Regions from separate parts of the Homo sapiens genome. Here region 1 is linked to region 2. The links are chromatin loops, found by intact Hi-C in ENCODE. Cell type or tissue: CD4-positive, alpha-beta T cell. All regions are shown on one strand.

What was found. A loop is a pair of places that touch in the nucleus more often than their neighbours do. Peaks named below come from ENCODE experiments on the same cell type or tissue, not always from the same donor. Only the 100,000 strongest peaks of a DNase experiment are listed, where the experiment ranks them.
Region 1: it touches region 2 in a loop (16-fold over the local background); 23 of 110 quality-filtered maps call a loop at or near these places.

The regions. Positions count from the first base shown.
Region 1 is chr1:228,514,104-228,516,603 of GRCh38, forward strand. No RefSeq gene overlaps it. Among named protein-coding and RNA genes, the nearest start is that of RNF187, 28 kb to the left of the region's middle. In CD4-positive, alpha-beta T cell, CTCF peaks have their summits at 1,354 (motif pointing left) and 1,563; a DNase peak (open chromatin) is centred at 1,348.
Region 2 is chr1:228,212,566-228,215,065 of GRCh38, forward strand. It overlaps OBSCN (obscurin, cytoskeletal calmodulin and titin-interacting RhoGEF), which reads left to right. Exons shown (of 116, transcript NM_001386125.1): 2 at 1-206; 3 at 876-1,145; 4 at 1,609-1,869; 5 at 2,225-2,500. It overlaps OBSCN-AS1 (OBSCN antisense RNA 1), which reads right to left and starts at 1,090. Exons shown (of 2, transcript NR_073155.1): 1 at 857-1,090. RefSeq lists a silencer at 1,177-1,226. In CD4-positive, alpha-beta T cell, a CTCF peak has its summit at 1,078 (motif pointing right); a DNase peak (open chromatin) is centred at 536; H3K4me3 peaks cover 1,640 bases.

The DNA.
Region 1 (2,500 bases), 300 kb after region 2:
CCTGAGGTCAGGAGTTCAAGACCAGTCTGGCCAACGTGGTGGAAACCCATCTGTACTAAAAATACAAAAAAATTAGCCCAGCATGGTGGCCTGTGCCTGTAATCCCAGCTACTTGGGAGGCTGAGGCAGGGGAATTGCTTGAACCAGGGAGGTGGAGGTTGCAGTGAGCCAAGATCGTGCTACTGCACTCCAGCCTGGGTGACAGAGTGAGACTCTGCCTCAAAAAAACATTAATTAATATGTTGTTAAAGACAGGGTCTCACTCTGTCACCCAGGCTGGAGTACAGTGGTGTGATCTCAGCTCACTGCATCCTTGATCTCCCAGACTCAAGCAATCCTCCCATCTCAGCCTCCCAAGTAGCTGGGACCACAGGTGCACCATCATGCCTGGCTAAATTTTTGGTATTTTTTGTAGAGATAAAGTCGTGCTATGTTGCCCAGGCTTGTCTTGAACTCCTGGGCTTAAGCAATCCTCCCACTTCGGCTTATCAAAGTACCGTGGTTACTGGCATGAGCCACTGTGCTGCATCCAGTCACACTTGTCCTGATGACTTGGGAAGAAGGACTCAGGTTTGAACAATCTAGAGTGAGCCGCTACGATGTACAGAGCACACTGTGTTGAGAGCAGATTGTGATGCCTGTTGTCGGATGAAGAGTGTCACAAGCACTGGGAGAAGCTATGGCAGAGAAAGGTGTCCTGGCGGTGTGGGCTTTCAGCCCATGGGTAGGTCACCTGACACGGTGGTCCTTCTGTGCATGAGCCCATGTGTGGCCCAGAGTCTCTCATGTGGGCAGTCGGGGCTCCTGCAGACACATTCAGCTCAACCCACCTCAGGTACAATGTTTAAAGTTCAAAGGCAAGAAGAAGACAGGAGGTCACACACTGCACAATTCCATTCATATGAAATGATCAGACAGGTAAATACAGGGACAGAAAGAAAACTGTGGTTGTTGGGGCTGAGGAGATGGGGGAGGTGGAAATGGAGATGAGGAATAACTGTTTAATATTTTGGGGGTTTTATTTAGGGTGATGAAAATATTTTGGAATTAGATAGAGGTGGTGGTTGCAAAACATTGGGAATGTACTTAATGCCACCAAATGGTATGCTTTAAAATGGTCAATTTTATATTATGTAAATTTTATCTCAATTGATAAAAAAGAAAAACATTAAAAAAAGAAAAAGCAGAAAAAAAGAACAAAAACAACAGAGTGAGAGAGAGGAGAGAGAGAGAAAACAAACAAATAACAAAAAAAAGAGCTGCATATCCACCCTCTTGTGGATGGGATTATGGTTAAAAAACAAGAAAACCCCCAAATCTCAACTTTGTTAAAAATGGGATTGTCTGGCCTTTGGTGCCCTCTGCAGGAATGGATGTCAGTGCACCAGTCCCTCTTCCCAGTTTTCTTTTTCTTCTTTTCCTCAACTTTTATTTTAAATTCAGGGGTACATGTGCAGGTTTGTTACATGGATTTATTGCATGACACCACTGAGGTTTGGGATCTGAGTGATCCTATCACTCAGGTAGTGAGCATAGTACCCAATAAGTTAGTTTTTCAACCCTCTCCCTCTCCCTTTCTCTCTGCTCCAGTAGTCCCCAGGGTCTCTTGTTCTCATCCTTATGTCCATGCGTGCCCAACGTTTAGTTCCCACTTATAAGTGAGAACATGTAGCATTTGGTTTTCTGTTCCTGTATTAATTCACTTAGGATAATTGTCTCCAGCTGCATCCATGTTGCTGCAAAGGACATAATGTCACTTTTTTATGGCTGTGTTGTGTATATGTACCACATTTCTGTATGTACATATACACATGGTGTATATGTACCACATTTTCTGTATCCAGTCCCCCAATGACAGGCACCTAGGTTGATTCCATTTCTTTGCTATTGTGAATTGTGCTGCAATAAACATATGAGTGCATGTGTCTTTTTGGTAGAATGATTTCTTTTCCTTTGGTTATGTACCCAATAATGGCATTGCTGGGTCAAATGACAGTTCTACTTTTAGTTCTTTCAGAAACCTCTGAATTGCTTTCCATGGTAGCTTAACTAATACACTCCCACATGGTGTATAAATGTTGCCTTTTTCTGTACAAATTTGCCAACATCTGTTAATTTTTTCACTTTTTAGTAATAGCCATTCTGACTGGTGTGAGATAGTGTCTCATTGTGATTTTGATCTGCATTTCTGATGATTAGTGATGTTGAGCATTTTTTCACGTTTGTTGGCTGCATATATGTCTTCTTTTGAGACGTGTCTGTTCAAGTCCTTTGCCCATTTTTAAATGGAGTTGTTTTTAGCTTGTTGAATTGTTTAGGTTCCTTATAGATTCTGGATCTTAGCCCTTTGCTGATAGTTTGTGAGTATTTCATGAGTATTTGAGTTTGTGAATATTTTCTCCTGTTCTGCAGGTTGTCTGTTTACTCCATTGATGGCTGCTTTTGCTGTGCAGAAGCCCAGTTTCTCCTAAGATCCCCTAGAAGCCAGAGAGATTTTCTG
Region 2 (2,500 bases):
GACCGGCGAGCCCAAGCCCGAGACGGTGTGGAAGAAGGACGGCCAGCTGGTGACCGAGGGCCGGCGCCACGTGGTGTACGAGGACGCGCAGGAGAACTTCGTGCTCAAGATCCTCTTCTGCAAGCAGTCGGACCGCGGCCTCTACACCTGCACGGCGTCCAACCTCGTGGGCCAGACCTACAGCTCTGTGCTGGTCGTAGTGCGCGGTGAGCTCCTGGGTGCGGGGCGCGCGGGCCCAGGCTCCTCCGCAACCCGTGCACCTGGGTCCTTTCGCCCTTGCGGTCTGCCGTTTCCCACCCGCGTCTGTCCGGTCGTGGAATCCAGGGTTGCAGGTGTCCGTTCCTGGTGCGCAAAATGCGGGCGACGCCCCACGACCTATTCTAAACACCCGCAACCCGCTTTCCCCACCCAGTCCCCTGCCCGCCCCGCCCCCTTTGCATGCCGCGCCCCCAACCCGCCACCGCTGGCCCACAGACAGGGGCGAGAGGTGTGAGAGGGGCGGGGCCGCAGGGGATCCCACCTCCTCAGCCCCGCCCTCTCCCTCCCGCTGCTCCCAACCCAACCTCCACCACTCTGCCTTCTGCTCTTCTACTCCCCCGCCCCCCAACTTCCTGTCTCCTCCCCTGCGCCCTTCCCAACCCTTAGCCCCTCTGCCTCCTGCTCGCTCCTCTCCCCAGCCCACTCCTCTACCCTGCACCCTCTCCTTTCCAGCCTCCCAGCCCCTCTGCTCCTGTCCCCTATTCCTTCCCACACCCTCACCTCTGCATCCTCCAGTCTCCTTTCCCGCCCACAATCCCCCAATTTCCCCCTTCCCACCCCGCCGTCGTCCTGCACCCTCCGGCCCCGCCCCTCTCACCAGTCTTCTCTCCTGGCAGAGCCCGCGGTTCCCTTCAAAAAGCGGCTGCAAGATCTGGAGGTGCGGGAGAAGGAGTCGGCCACGTTCCTATGTGAGGTGCCCCAGCCGTCCACTGAGGCCGCGTGGTTCAAGGAGGAGACGCGGTTGTGGGCGAGCGCCAAGTACGGCATCGAGGAGGAGGGCACCGAGCGCCGCCTGACCGTGCGCAATGTCTCGGCCGACGACGACGCGGTGTACATCTGCGAGACGCCAGAGGGCAGCCGCACGGTGGCGGAGCTCGCAGTCCAAGGCAGGCGGGGCGGGGCACGGGGCGGGGCACAGGGCGGCTTCGGGGAGGTAGCGGGGGCAAGGAGGCACCGAGAAGGGAGCCGGGGGCGGGGGAGGGGGGAGCCAGGCCGCACGGGCTGGGCGGGCACGGGGGCGGGCAGGGTGCAGACGGACTGGGCTTGCGAGGTACGAGTTGGGACTGGGGCAGGCAGGGGCGGGACTGGGGCGGGAAGGGCAGGTAAGGTGGGGGCGGAGGAGCAAGCTCGGGCCGGGCACGGGGTGGTGATTAGGGGGAAGGGGAGACGGAGTGGGCAGGGGTCTTGTGGGACCGAGCTGGGACTTGGGCCGGCGGGACAGGTAAGGGGTTGCGCGGGGGAGTGAATCGGAGGCAGTTGGGAACCGGGAGACAGGGGGCAAGCGGAGGAGCGAGTCTGGAGCGGGGCGTGCAGGGGCTGGTCTGACTGGCCCGGCTCCCTCCACCCCAGGAAACCTCCTCCGAAAGCTCCCTCGGAAGACGGCGGTGCGCGTGGGCGACACGGCTATGTTTTGCGTGGAGCTGGCGGTCCCGGTGGGCCCCGTCCACTGGCTGCGGAACCAGGAGGAAGTGGTGGCGGGGGGCCGCGTGGCCATCTCCGCGGAGGGCACGCGCCACACACTAACCATCTCCCAGTGCTGCCTGGAGGATGTGGGCCAGGTGGCCTTTATGGCTGGCGACTGCCAGACGTCCACCCAGTTCTGCGTGTCGGGTGAGGGCCTGAGGGTGCTCCCAGGATGGCATCGCTTCCCTGCTGTCTCCCTGGTCCCAGTCCCCTGCCCTCCATTACCTCAGCTCTCTGGGCTTCAGCCTGCTGTACCGAGGGCCGCCGGGCAAGACCATAGCCCTGGCCCTCCAACGTTAGGCTCCCTGAGCCCCCGCGCAGTCTTTCAGCTGCAACCAGAGAAGTGGCTGCAGGTCTGGGGCTGGAGGTTGTGGCCAGTGGTCCAGGTCCCCAGAGCAGCCCCAAGAGAGCTGGGGATCCTGTGACACCCCTCCAGGTGATTCCAGACCCAGGGCTCAGGAAGAGGCTCCCAGTAGTTGACCTCTGCCCACCCTCTACACAGCCCCCAGGAAGCCTCCCCTGCAACCCCCTGTGGATCCTGTGGTAAAGGCCAGGATGGAGAGTTCCGTGATTCTCAGCTGGTCCCCACCACCCCATGGGGAACGCCCTGTCACTATCGACGGCTACCTGGTAGAGAAGAAGAAGCTTGGCACCTACACCTGGATCAGGTGCCACGAGGCTGAATGGGTGGCTACACCTGAGCTGACCGTGGCTGATGTGGCGGAGGAGGGGAACTTCCAGTTCCGAGTGTCCGCTCTCAACAGCTTTGGTCAGAGTC